Linked DNA regions of Homo sapiens: all the other regions are linked to region 3. Evidence: chromatin contacts called from ENCODE Hi-C or POLR2A ChIA-PET data. All regions are on one chromosome and are shown on one strand. Each heading gives the region's core, a stretch centred on a gene start or an enhancer-like site at or near the end of the contact. The rest is flanking DNA. Distances are from core to core; before and after follow the strand shown. Region 1 overlaps MAML2 (mastermind like transcriptional coactivator 2). Region 2 overlaps MAML2 (mastermind like transcriptional coactivator 2). Region 3 overlaps MAML2 (mastermind like transcriptional coactivator 2).

Region 1 (4,512 bases), core at 1,346-3,845, 120 kb before region 3:
CTTGGGAATCACTATTTTAAACAAAGGCCAAAAACAGTGGTGTCTATTTTTAAAGCCTCCTCATTTCTCCCCAGAACCAAGTGCAAGGTAATTTGAATTCGGTTTCCAGTCAATATGGTTAACCTGATTTCACTCTACAATTTAGCAGTCTGTTCTTTATACTTGATTTCTATGATATTAAGTGCATGCAACATTTCCTTCCCTTTTAACCCGGTTTCCACTTACAGTTTTCTGTGTATTTGAGATCTGTTTGGTGGCCTGCCTGAACTCATGGAAAATTGACGACACTGAAAGAGAATTGTTGTAGTTAAGCTTCCCTGATGGCATTTTTTAAAAAACAACAGTGGAAAAAAATAACAAGGCACTAGTCAGATGTGATTTTTGGCAGATACTTCACTCAAAGTGCTCAGGGCATCCCCAGAAATTATAACCCCTCAAAGATGTTCAGGGTACAGTAAATAAAGCAAGATACAATTATTTTAATGTTCATCCTATTGATTCAGTTCTCTTCTCTGCAAGGTCTTAGTAACAGGGATTTTGATCTAAGTGAAAGGTCAGCTTTGAAGTAAGTGTAAAGTTATTTACAGGAAATGAAGCAAAAAGTGGGCTTTCATGCATTTTGAAATTTCTTTATTATTGAGGAGAAAATGAACTGTGTCATCAGCTGAAAGAAAAACAGATGCCTAACTTCTCATATTAAAGTTAAATAAATACCTACCATACTAGAAGTATGCTATTAGCTCTGAAATTTGAAATTCACCATGGTCTGTTTTCCCCAACTTTGGATGTGAAAGCAGGAAATAAACAACTGTGAATTAAGGCTCTAAGTAACTATGTAGCAGTTGTAGTTTGGGGGGTGGGGGAAGACTGCCAACATGAGATAATCATGGTGGGGTTTTCTTTCCAATATGGGATGCTAAATAGACATTTGTGATAACTACATAATCAACAACATCTTTAAATATTTAATTTCTTGTCAGTTGTTATCTTAATTGACTTCAACTCATATGTATGTATGTGTGTATGTATTACATATATACATATAACTACATCTGTCAGAGGGAAGTGGCAAATTGAAGCAATTATGCGGCTCATTCTGCAAAGAAAAAAAAGGAAGAGGAGAAAACTGATGGTAAGTGGGAAAAGTTTAGATAATTGTGACTTACTGTATAGATTTATATTTAGATATAACCTGGACTTCTTCAAATAATTTATGTCTACCTATAGTCTTGGATTTCTTCATACTCTAGATCAAAACGTTGATTCCTAGATGTGTTTACATATCACGTATAATTGAGTTCACTGGCACCTCAGTGCAGGTCGGCTTGGTGCCATGCTGGTTTTCACTTAATGGGATTAGTTACTAAAGTTTAGTTCAAAATTAATTCATTTCAACAAAAATCTATTAAGTATCTACTGTGTCCCAAGCTCTTAGCTGGGTGCAAGGAGTCCACAGTTAATTTCAATATAATTTTTTTTTTTTTTTTTGAGATGGTGTCTCACTCTGTTGCCCAGGCTGGAGTGTAGTGGCATGATCTTGGCTCACTGCAACCTCCACCTCCCAGGTTCAGAGATGTATGTCACTATTAGGAATTAAGAATGCAGCCTTGAGCAGCGAGCCAGAAGAATCACTCCTCTAAAGATAGGAAAAAAATGCCAATTTTTAGGAAATAAAGCTACACAAATTGTAAGAAAAAGCTGACCTTTACTGTAAGTAATTATTCAGTTTTGTTTCATTCAGTTATCTATTTCCAGCACAAAAATACTATAAAATCATTACCACGGTTTAAAAAAAAAAAAAAAAAGCCTTGGATTGGGACCTCTCTTCTGCCACCTACTAGCTGAGTGAACTTTAAAAACTTAACATCTCTAAGTATCAGCTTCTTCCTCTGTAAAAGTGTAATAATAAGAAGAAATATCAGGCCTAACTGATAGGCCTGGTGTGAGGATGAAATGAGATAATGTATTGTCTTAGTCCGTTTTGTGTTGCTATAACAGAATACCTGAGACTGGGTAATTTATTAAGAATGAAGATTTATTTCTCACAGTTTTGGAGACTGGGAAGTCCAAGGGGCTGGCATCTTGTAAGGTGCCATCTTGCTGTGTCATACCGTGGTAGAAGATGGAAAGGCAAGAGATAAAGGGGGAACAGAGACAAAGTTATTATTTTATTAGGAACCCACGCCCATGATAACTAACTCACTCTCACAATAACAGCATTAACTCATTCATGAGGACTGTGCCTAATCACCTCTTAATGGTTTCACCTCTCAACACTTGCTTTGGGGATTAAGTTTCCAACACATGAACTTTGTGGGGCACATTCAAACCATAGCATGTTGCTAGTGCAATACCAGGCATTGGGTAAATGCTCAATATGTGTCCACTGTTATTATCATCCCTACTTCTGCTATAGCTGGGCAATCTAATGAACTGCAGAAGCTCTGGATGTAATGCCCTACACATGCCTGCAACTCGACTTTTAGAAGGAGAGTTTGGTTTATTCTCCTAATACATGATAGAGTAGCAAATGAGGAAATAGCAGTCAGTGGTATTTATGACTTTCCATGGTAACCATTTCTGTTTACCCCTCTTAGCTTGAGGAAATAAAAGCAATACTGGCTGGATTAGTTGAAACATGCCACTTACTTTTTACCACAATGTGGTAAGTAAAAGTAGAGAATATTATTATAAAATTTCTATGTATCAAGTAGCTGGACATGTTGAATAGAATTTGAAGGAAAGAAGTATAGACTAATTTACATACAGCAAAACTTCTTTGACTCTTTTTATTTCAGTATAGTATTTGAACAAGAGTTTGACTGCCTTCAAATATATGGGAAGCATGATCTTCTAAACAAATAAATAATCCCAGAATCCTGAAGTACTCACTAATGTTGTATAAGGAGGAAAGCACTAGAATCAGAGACATTTGATATCTTGCCTTAATTCATTAAAAATGCATCAAAAATGTATTATGTGCAAGGACTATTCCAGGCATTGGGGTACAATGAGGAATAAAGCAGGTGTGGTGCCTGCTTACCTGGAACTTTAGTAGTGGTGAGTAACACAATAGGTGAGAAACACAGTAAACAAGTAAACAAAGTAGTTTGTATTTATTTTGTAATAAGGACTTTAAAGGAAAAAATAGAGTCCTGTGTCCTGCCACTTAGCTGTATAATCTTCAGTAAGTCATATTCAGAGACTAATAGAATGTAAAGAAGTCTTAGAGAACCATTACAAAGACCTTATGAGCTATAAAGCACTAAACAACTACAAAGAATAATTGTCAGCAATGTCTAATTATAAACTGTTCTTTCTTTCTTTTTTCTGTTTTCTTTTTTTTTTCTTTTCAATGAGGCAGGGTCTTGCTCCGTTGCTCAGGCTGGAGTGCAGTGGCATGATCTCAGCTTACTGCAACCTCTGCCTCCTGGGCTCAAGTGATACTCCCACCTCAGCCTCTTGAGTAGCTGGGACTAGAGGCACATGCCATCACGCCCAGCTAATTTTTGTATTTTTTGTAGAGACAGGGTTTCACCATGTTGCCCAGGTTGGTCTCAAACTCCTGGGCTCAAGCAATCTGCCTGCCTCAGCCTCCCAAAGTGCTGGGATTATAGGCATGAGCCCCCATGCCTGGCCTATAAACCATTCTTATCTGGTAATATACACAGCCTTTAAAGGTTTCTATTGTATTCTCATACTCCTCATCTGAAGTACAAATATGTTTCTTAAAAACATAAAATATATTTCAATTAATATTCCATATTTTAATATTTTTATTTTCTTAAACTGTTTTTCTGCCAAGTCGATTGACCAAGAGAAGGCTGAATGTTCACACAGGTCTTTCATAGGGAAAATAATCCAGGTGTGTAATGACTGTATACGGGCTACCACTCCCATGCATGAAGACATGTAAATGGCTGAAAAATAGCAGATCTGGGTGCTTGCGAAATTTTAAAATCGATAAGAAAATGATAATAATGACTAATAAAAAATGATAAGAAAATGTAATATATTTTACTTTGCTTACCGATCTACATTCTCCCAAATGGCATTCAACAAAAATTGAAATCAGAATATAGGTTGCAGAACACTGACACAGGAATATATTTATTTTATATTAATAGAATGATTTCTTTTAATGGTTCCTTTTCAATGTGTTCATTATGTTTGAAATTTAAGTACCTTGGATAAAAGTTATCAAGAAATATCTTTATCCAGGAAAGCCTACTTGAGGGCGATGTTTTCTCTTACACATTCTGTATCCACATATCTCCTTGTAGATATCATGCAATGAAGAAGGCACTCACTATATATTATTGAATGAGATGTAACACTTAAGTAGACATATTTTAATTTTTACTCTAATATTGTATCCATAAGCATCAGAAAGTAGCAGTATGTTGGGCATGGTCATCATGTTACAGAATTTAATATAAATGTTATCAAACTTTCAGAAATAGCTCACATTGCCAAACTCAGAAGAGACTAATATATAAGCCCAAATACCAC
Region 2 (5,072 bases), core at 1,848-4,347, 87 kb before region 3:
CGTCTGCCTCAGCCTCCCAAAGTGCTGGGATTACAGGCATGAGCCACCATGCCTGGCTGAAAACAGTATTTTAAGAGCAATGTTCTGAGCTCTTTTTGAGCTTTAGCTACATGGTTCTTGCATTAACCTATGATGTAGGCACCCTTATAGAATATACAGCTGGTGCTAAATAAGTATCTGTTGAATGAATGGGTAAACAAATTCAGTGTTACAGATGAGGAGAAAAAAATCTGGTTTTGTTACCTTCATTTTCTCTTTTTCTAGCACATGCCTTGTCCATAGGATAGTCAGGATGACAGTGGGAAGTGTCAGACCAGCCTAAGGTTCAAGTTCATCTCTCTGACTGAAAAAGAGCTGCCGGTGATGGAGCTCTGCTTTGAGCTTGGAATAATGCTGGTGCTTTACATGTGTGTTGCTAAGCCCCACTAAAACCCTGAGACATGGGGTATTATTGTCCATATCATACAGGTAAGGTAAGTGACTAGTTTAGACTTGTACAGTAAGTAGGAACAGAGAAGCATTTGGAACCCAGGTTTATTGGCAGTTGAGTCTTGTGCTCTTTCTAGATCCCACAGCTTCCCATTTGTCTTGATAAGAGAAGATGTCTGCCTCTCCGAGGTAGTGTTGTACTGGTTCCCTTCCCTTTCTCCTCAATGACTATTTTGTTGGTTAAAGATAAACTTGGAACATTCTCCACAGGGAAGTGATGGAAGTGTCCACGCTGACAAAATGCTATCATGAAATGCCTTTTTTCTGCCCTGTAATGAAGAGTGTTTCCGAGGCAAATTCCAAGTCGTTGAGTTACTCTTCCACAAGCCAACCATTAAATCTAAGAAAGGGGAGGTGGGGAAGGCATCAAATAAATTTTGAATACAGGAGAGCTTGGTATTGAGTACCTTCAGAAGGGCAGTATGTTGACTTCTTTTCTCTATATAGAACCTGAATTTGCATTGCTCCTGCTTCTATATAAAGCTTTATCTTGGGCTTCATAAAGAGTAGCTATTTTGGGCTAGACACAATGGCTCACAGCTGTAATCCCAGCACTTTGGGAGATCAAGGCAGGAGGACACCTTGAGTCCAGGAGTTCCAGACTACCCTGGGCAACATAGTGAGACTCCATCTCTACAAAAAAATTTAAAATCAGCCAAGTGTGTTGTCACTTTCCTGTAGTCCCAGCTACTCCAGTGGCTGAGGGGAAAGGATCACTTAAGCCTGGGAGGTTGAGGCTGCAGTGAGCCAAGATTGTGCCACTACACTCCAGCCTGGATGACAGAACCAGATCCTGTTTCAGAAAAAAAAAAAAAGAAAAAAAAAAAAGCTATTTTGACTAAACTAGTAACATTTCTCAGGGTCCAAACCTTATGGAACAAAGTTATGGAACAAATTTTCTAGAAAGATCTAATATGCCTCCTCTGACCCTTACACTAAAGACAACAACAAAAAGGCCAGGTGTGGTGGCTCACGCCTGTAATCCCAGCACTTTGGGAGGCCGATGCAGGCAGATCACTTGAGGTCGGGAGTTCAAGACCAGCCTGACCAACATGGTGAAACCCTGTCTCTACTAAAAATACAAAAATTAGCCAGATGTGGTGGTGCACACCTTTAATCCCAGCTACTCGGGAGGCTGAGGCAGGAGAATCACATGAACCTGGGAGGCGGAGGTTGCAGTGAGCCAAGATCGTGCCACTGCACTCCAGCCTGGGCGAGAGAGTGAGACTCCATCTCAAGAAAAAAAAAAAGAAAGAAAAACAACAACAACAATAACAACAAAAAACCCTAAAACATAAAACAACAAACAAACAAAAACACCTCACATGTTTTCTTGAAGGAGTGAAAGTACGAGTTACTGAAATTCATAAGGAAGCATGCCCTGGCTCCATGTCTGCTCCAGTGCTTTCACCCAGGAAGGGCATGGAGTCCAGATGGGGCTTCAACTTGCATCCCAGCTTTGCAGTCCCATCAGGAGGGGCAACAACACTTTGTGTCCATCACAAAGCTTCATACACCCCTTCACTTCTGGTTCACATGAGTGACAATACATTTTCTTCACAGTTCCGGTTCTCAGGGCTTCACATTCTCGTGACTTCAGAGTTTAAAGGAAAATAATCAATGGGCAAGTATGGTGGCTCATGCTTGTAATCTCTATAACCTTTGGGAGGCTGAAGCAGGAGGATTGCTAGAGCCCAGGAGTTCAAGACCAGCCTGGGCAACATGGCAGTACTGCATCTCTACTAAAAAATGTATAAAAATGTCTTTAAAAAAGTAAAAACAAAAGGTAAATAATCACTGAAGCAAAATTCTGGTGGAACCATTAATTTGCTTGTGAATTTGGTATGAAAATATTCCCCACAACCCACAACCTCCTTTTTAGCATTGTTTTACTGCTCCCACTCAATAGTTAGAAGGATCCCGTTTCCCAGGCACTGAGGTCAACGAATAATTATTAAAACACCTAGAATATGCCCAGCATTGTGGTAGGTACTGAAAGAAACTTGGAGAAGTATAAGGCAATGAATGCCCACCCTCAAAGAGCTTAAAATCTGGTTGGGCAAACCTAATTACTGTGTGGCCATAAAATAATATCTAGTAATACAAGGAAGCTCAGATCTTGGTAGGGCCAAATAAGAAGTGAAGATTCTTTCTGTGTTTAGTAAAAAGCCTGACAAACCTATTTTGTGCTAGGACTGGAAAGGCAGAAAGGAATTACTCTCACCTCCAAGTACTTGAGGAGCTAGAATTTACTATTCCTGGATCCTAAACATTTTTACTTCAAGAATCAAATCAAGAGTCATATATTAGCTTTCGGATTGGTCTCTTTCTAATGTTATCTATCCCCAGTCCTATCTCTAATCAGCCATGAGTAAAATAGCCCGAGGAAAGTTTGCAGATGATGGAACCAAGATATTCCCTTGAGTATGTAGGCAGTGGCAGATTTGGTTCTTGTGTTTATGCCTGGTTGAGAAAGACAGAAGTCTACCTGGGGTGAAAAAAAGTGACCTATGGACTGAATTGTTACCTTTGTGTGGCACATTCCCTGTTTCTAGGGCAGCACCGGAGACAAAGAATGCATTTATTTTGTGGAAAGGGATGGGGGCAGGGGAAGAAACAGAAACCAGAGGATTGTGCAATAATGGCATTTTCAAATCCCTCCAGAAAGTTTATGTTTCAAGTCTTTTGGAAAAGTGAAGCATAGCTACTTAAAAAGAAGCAGTTTACTGAGGACCCCAGCCCCAGTTCTGCTGTGCAGGATTTTCCTTGTTCCTAGGCGTTCTCATACCTTCAACCCCAGCTGTTGGGGCAGGCAGGCTACTGTGTCTGGAACCCTGCCCCGGACAGGCCTATGCCTTTCCCCAGCAGAGACCGCAGGCCTCAAATAGCATCTAGGTGTCCAAATGGAAGAATGAGAACAAGGACGGGAGTGAAAAGAAACAGTTTGCTGGATCTCAGCAAAAGAAAGTACAGTGATTTCTGTGTCATCTGCAAACCAGACTGGACTTCCCTTGTTGAAAATCATTCCCAAAACAAGCCCCTTCCTCGGATGGCCAGTGAAAGGGTGATATTAAATGCACAGTCTCATGAATTAAACGTAATTGTGGGGCACAGATTTATCATGCAAAATAAAAAATGCTTCTCACCCACCTAGGTAGTGGGAAAAGTGCAAAGATTGAGTGTAGTGCTGATTGGAAGCCTTTACATCCTGCTGCTGGCTTAATCATCTGCATATTTTCCCTCATGCCAGGGATGATTTGATAGGATATGGTTCAGAACTCTCTCTGGTGCTTAGTAAATCTTTTTGACTGACCGAATGACCTTTGTCTCTTTCCTCTCCTATATTGGAGCCTCAGGAGTGATGGCCTGAACTTTCACCATCAACCTCCCACCAGTGATGTCATCATTCTCTCCTTGCCATCCAACCCCCTGTGTCCCGAATGCCTTTACCTCTGCCCTGTGCTCACAAGGCATCTTCATTCTATTGGACTTTTGTCTTGGCTGTCTGGGCTATCTGTGTCCAGCACACTGTCAGCATTTGGCAAGGTAGAGGCCGAAAGGGAAGACAGCAGTATGGCTAGTGGTTCAGAATTAGGACTTTGGAACGAGACATGTCTGGGCTGGCATCCTGCCTCCATATCTTTACTGTGTAATCTTAATGTCAGGAACCTCAATTTTTTCACTTATGAAATGGGTATATAAGAGCACAAGCCTCAGAGAGCCATGAGATTAAACAAGGACTTACACCACAGAGTGCCTGCCTAGAATAAGCCTTCAGTATACAATAGTTAAGAGGTGAGAGGCTTTCATAGAACATAGGTACCCTTGCCTTTGAAGCCCCTTATTCCTTAAAAAATATTAAAAATTATATTTTATGACCGTGTTGGCAAAAAGATAAATTAATATATTTTGAAACAGTTCTTTAACCTAAAATCTTATTTTTTTCCTTCTGTTCTATAACTGTTGTGAGCCCTGGGCACTGTGTGTCCCATGCCTAATTGGTAGGTCAGCCCTTGGGTGAAAGATTTGTTTTGGAGATCCTTCCCTTTACCTTTCCAGTATCATTAACTGTTTTCTGGAAGATTCAGGCCCTGCAGCCCCTCAGGATATTACTACCCTAATACTTCTCCTTTCTCCCTTCTCTTTTCTTCCAGCCACCCAAAAGGTCCACAGTGTGGAGCTCCCAACTCCCATAGTCCTGCCCCCATCCTTCTCTATTTAAACCCTTGCCTTTATTCTCTACCATTCCCCTGGTTAGGTCTTGTTCCCTTAGAGCTTTATTCTTGTTCTGGTAAGTTGGCTTTGAATTTTCTCATAAGCTATTTGTCCTTGAGGTATTATTGACTGTTTTCCTCCTCTGTTGCTTCTGGAGTATTTGCATCTTGAGAGACTCTATACCATAATTCAAACCATGTATCTAATGAAAGAATTTTAGTCCAGCAAAGGAGATATTTCAAAGCAAAAAGTGATCCTTGAGAATCATTTAGATTGTATGGTGCTGGTGCCAGTAGCTTGGTGCCTACTGCATGTAGGCATTCACAGTGGGCCTCGGTGATATAACTAGATTAAAAACTTCTAGAAGG
Region 3 (4,446 bases), core at 1,348-3,847:
TACACATAGTTTTAAGTCCTTTAACTTGTAATTGATTTAAGTCTTTGTTCTAAGACTTTGACATAAGCCCCCAAATGTTACAAGTGGAGCTTCAAATTAGAGAAAGAGGATAAGCAGACCAGTTCAAGTCAAATATTGTTTTAAAAGTATGTTTGTGTGAGGTGAAGTTGACGTACCCTAACTGCAGAGATAACACAGAACCAGTTAGAGTTTTTTACTACAAGTTGAATTGAGTCAAAATAATCAATTGGTTGGTTTGTAAGAATGTAGTTTGAGACCACCTGAAAACCTGAAAGCTTTCTCTCTACAATTCATCACTGTTTTCCTTCTCAGTTCAGAGTTCACCGATGTTAGTTTTAAATGTTGATTCCAGGAGGCTGTGGTTAAGTTCATTTTCTGAATGTGGTTTCCTCTCAGGCTGCTTTGATATTAATGTGAGTCAACAACCACTGTGTCATCCCTGTCGCAAGGATCCCTGTGGAGAGCCTAGTTACCAATAATAAGGTAGTCTTTTTGTTCGTAGAGTGGCATTGTCATTTCCCATTCCTCAGTGAATATACTCAGTTTAAAGAAACTGCAGCTGTATACTAAAATGCTGAGTATACTGGGAGAATTGCATATTTTATACTTTTGAGACAAGAAAGATTCCCTTGTCCCCCTCGCAGGGTGTGAGATGGGGAAGTGGCTCGCTTCATCAGTGCCCCGCTGATCAAACCTCTAAGGGAGCATACATACAGGCAGGCTGTGGGGCTGCGACCCCACGGCCATGTCTAGGGGTGAATGTTTACGGCTCCTGAAGCCCCAGTGGGCATGTGTTACAGCGTGCTCTCTTAGTTTGCTGTCTATAGGTGGCTTGTGTTAACCAGCTCAATTAGATCCCCTTCCTTATCACAAGGACAGAGGGCTTTCTGTATCCTGGGTTCCTGCCTTGGTGTACAGGAAGAATCAGATCACACGTGGGCTTGAAGAAAGAATGCAAAGTTTTATTTAGTGGAAGTAGCTCTCAGCAGATGGAGGAACCAGAAGGAAGATGCTCTTTCCCTGGAGGTGGGCTGCTCGGTGGCCCTGGCTCTCCTCCAACAGCCCCACCTCGTCCCGCCAGTGTCCTGCTGACGGCCTGCAGGCGCCAGTGCTTGTGCGTGTGCTCCTCTGCCAGTGTGCTCCTCTCGACGTCTGGCTGCCTTTGTGTCTACTGCTAGGGTCTGGGGTTTTTATAGGCCCAGGATGGGGTTGTGGCAGGCCCAGGTGGTCTTGGGAAATGCAACATTTGGGCAGGAAGTGCCTGTCCTCACCTAGGTCGTTGGAGTGGAGCCCTTGCCAGGGACCTGCCTTTCTCTACCCAGTACTTTGCTTCCCCCATTCCATGTCATTTAAAGGGACCACACTCTTCCCTTCCTAGCAGTCCTGTATCACTTTGTGGTTGGATTTTATACTTTAGCTTTTATATTGTAGATGGACTAGTTATAATCTACTACATGAGCTACTGGAGACCTCACATTACTTAATTCTGATTACTTTGAAGAGAGAAGTGAATAGATACAAAGAATGCTTAGGGTTATCTCATTTTGTTGTTCTTAAATGTGACATTTGTTATTGGAAAAACAATATGTTTGTTGATACATAACCTACTTCCCTTGATCATTTTAAAAATTTCAATTAACCCTTGCCCCTCACCTCTCAGAAATCTGTATCTCATAACTCTCTCTTTTCACCTGAGCTCCTAGCAGTTTACAGGCAACATGGTCATCAGTGAAATGTACATGTTGAAAGAGAGAAAATAAAAACCCTCCAAGTTAGTCTGTTAAGGTGAATACATATGCTATTGCATGACCAACTAAGATAGATAATGCCCAGACAGGTCATAAAAAAGACACAGGAAAAGGGAACATTGAATAAAATGGTGGCAGCATTAGTTGACTTTATAATTCTGTTGCCTTGTGAAACAGAATTATTTGAAAGAGGTTTCTGAAAATGTTTTTGTTGCTTGTCAAAGCATGGTGCTTTGACAACACAGAAGCTATTTTTATGTAGAAACAGTAGTGAAGGTATCTTCTGTTCACTGCACAACTAAATTATAGCAACTTATCATTGTGTTGCTTAAGGAAACAAACAGATTTCAAAGGTTTATTCTAGAAAACAGTGTTTAATCAATTTCTTATACTGTCTTTGAACATAATCTAGTAAGCAGATGTGGAGTTAACGGCTTATTATGTTCATACTCCCTATATCCATTCAGAGTCTGCCAGGCTCAGAATAAAAGTCAAGACATGTGCACATAGAGACTCTGTAGATGTTTGTAGCATTTGAAATTAAAATAGTGAGAAGGCTGCCTGGGCGTCCCTTCAGACATGGCACAGTGGAGCACAGAGACAGGAAATATGCCAGACTGCCTCTGTAGGAGGCTGCTGTGAACACGTGCAGCAAGGAACAGGGAACCGCTTAATGATTAATCACTGTCAACCTTTGTTCTCGTTAAAGACTTGATTGTTGGACAAGGCTTGTAATGAGGGACTGTTTTGGTGTCTGTTGCTATGAGATTGTGTTCACTGATCCTCAGTTGATGTAAGCCGCTGTTCTCTTTTTGCCCAAGTCGAATGAACTTGAATGAAAATGCTCTCACAGTGCCTGCTAGTGGTGCTTTCAGAGGAGGTTCTGGGCATTCTGTTTACCAAATGCTACTGCAGCTCAAAAACGGAGAACAGGTAACTAAGAGTTTGGCTCAGCTGAATTTTGGCATATGAGATTTATGAAATTTTAGCAAATGTTTTAAAAGTTTGATTCTAAAAGACGTAAATAAAAGTAGATTTTATGGTAGTAATGGAATAAAAACCCTTCAACACACCCACACACCTTTTCTTTTTAACAAGCACAGATATTCAAGAATCAAAATTTTAAATTGTTACCATTTCTCTTGACTTCTATAAATAAAATATTAAATTGTGTTTTGCAAACCAAATTCTTAAACCACCAACTCATGTGAGAGGTGGGAATATGTCTTGGCATTTTCCTAAAGGCTAAGAAAAAAAATTCCATTTATTCTGTCATTGATTACAGCTTGCAGACTTTTATATAACCATTTTTTTGTTTGCTTGTTTTTAGATTCAAGGGGTACATGTGCAGATTTGCTCCATGGTTATATTGCATGATGATGAGGTTTGGGCTTCTATTGATCCCGTCACCCAAATAGTGAACATAGTACCCAATGGGTACTTTGTCTGCCCCAGCCTCTCTCCCACCCTCCCCCTTTTGGAGTCCCCAGTGTCTGTTGTTCCCAGCTTTATGTCCATGTGTACTCAATGTTTAGCTCTCACTTATAAGTGAGAACATATGGTATTTGGTTTTTCTTTCTGTGTTCATTCACTTACAAGAATGGCCTCCAGCTGCATCCATGTTGCTACAAAAGGACGTGATTTAATTCTTTTTTATGGCTATGTAGTATTTCATGGTGTATATGTACCATATTTTCTTACTAATTCAACATTGGTAGATACCTTGGTTGGTTCCATGTCTTTGCTTTTGTAAACAGTGTTGCAATGAACATATAAGTGCAGGTGGCTTTTTGGTAGAATGACTTATTTTCCTTTAAGGTAGATACTCAGTAATAGAATTGCTGGGTCAAATGGTAGTTCTATTTTTAGTTCCTTGAGAAATCTCCAAACTGCTTTCCACAGTGGCTGAACTACAATTCCCACCAGCAGTGCATAAGCATTCCCTTTTCTCTGCAACCTCATCAACATGTATTATATTTTGACTTTTTAATAAGAGCCATTCTGACTGATGAGAAATAGTAAGCATAACCATTTTTGAATATTTTACTGCAATAAAATATCAATGGAACATTTTAAAGGAGGAAAAAAACAGTATTTTTAAACTTTAAAGAATATTTTTCTGGATTAAAGTGACCTTATAAAACTCTGAATTTCTTCTAAACATAATTGCATCATCATGAAATTACTTTTAAAATATATACTTATATGAAAGTACTAATATAGAACAACTAAAACTGTTAGTGATATTCTCAGATTATGCTTACTATCCCCAGGCAAAAATATTTCTCTGTCTCTCTTTCTCTCTCTTTCTAACAAATGCAATCTGCTATAGTTTTTTGATGTGTCTGCATGAAGCAACTTTTCTTGTGTTTTACATCTGTATATAACTTTTTGGTTCAAAATACTATGTGTCTCTATTGTTCTCTCTTTTTTCATTCGCCACTATTCTTAACTCATCTACATTGTAATCAGGGAAGTTGAGTAGGGACTGTTTGTACCTCAAGAAATCTAAAATGTAGCCTCTGTCAGCATCCTATGCCCCTACCTGGTCTACAGGTAACTATGAATGTTCCACTTGATCCCAGAAGTGATTCTGTCTAACCCAAGGACCTGTCTCTTGTTAAGTGTCCCCTACATATAAAAGTAGGAAGGGACTGGGGAATGGCCAATCTGCCCC

The links. A loop is a pair of places that touch in the nucleus more often than their neighbours do. ChIA-PET counts read pairs that join two places held with the same protein, here RNA polymerase II (POLR2A). Pooled maps may share reads with other maps.
Region 1: a map with no recorded cell type shows a loop between it and region 3 (6-fold over the local background). The contact joins two enhancer-like sites. A Hi-C loop is called at or near these places in 1 of 168 maps with a recorded cell type or tissue (HepG2), 4 of 37 single-sample maps with no recorded cell type and 7 of 50 pooled maps. POLR2A ChIA-PET finds 5 or more read pairs at or near these places in 5 of 52 experiments (BJ, HepG2, T-cell and 2 more).
Region 2: a loop to region 3 is called in a map of PC-9, with 10 times the contacts of the local background. The contact joins two enhancer-like sites. A Hi-C loop is called at or near these places in 7 of 168 maps with a recorded cell type or tissue (CD4-positive, alpha-beta T cell, CD4-positive, alpha-beta memory T cell, CD8-positive, alpha-beta T cell and 4 more) and 11 of 50 pooled maps. POLR2A ChIA-PET finds 5 or more read pairs at or near these places in 6 of 52 experiments (CD8-positive, alpha-beta memory T cell, HEK293, Panc1 and 3 more).

What each region holds. Positions count from the first base shown.
Region 1 is chr11:96,132,839-96,137,350 of GRCh38, reverse strand. The region is part of intron 1 of MAML2 (mastermind like transcriptional coactivator 2); the gene reads left to right. Among named protein-coding and RNA genes, the nearest start is that of MIR1260B, 210 kb to the left of the region's middle. Within about 2 kb of position 2,595, at least 3 of the 41 ENCODE cell types and tissues checked have a DNase peak (open chromatin) inside an H3K27ac peak, as active enhancers do.
Region 2 is chr11:96,096,981-96,102,052 of GRCh38, reverse strand. All of the region lies in intron 1 of MAML2 (mastermind like transcriptional coactivator 2), which reads left to right. Among named protein-coding and RNA genes, the nearest start is that of MTMR2, 180 kb to the right of the region's middle. Within about 2 kb of position 3,097, at least 11 of the 41 ENCODE cell types and tissues checked have a DNase peak (open chromatin) inside an H3K27ac peak, as active enhancers do.
Region 3 is chr11:96,010,367-96,014,812 of GRCh38, reverse strand. The region is part of intron 2 of MAML2 (mastermind like transcriptional coactivator 2); the gene reads left to right. Among named protein-coding and RNA genes, the nearest start is that of MTMR2, 88 kb to the right of the region's middle. RefSeq lists an enhancer at 2,173-2,776. Within about 2 kb of position 2,597, at least 17 of the 41 ENCODE cell types and tissues checked have a DNase peak (open chromatin) inside an H3K27ac peak, as active enhancers do.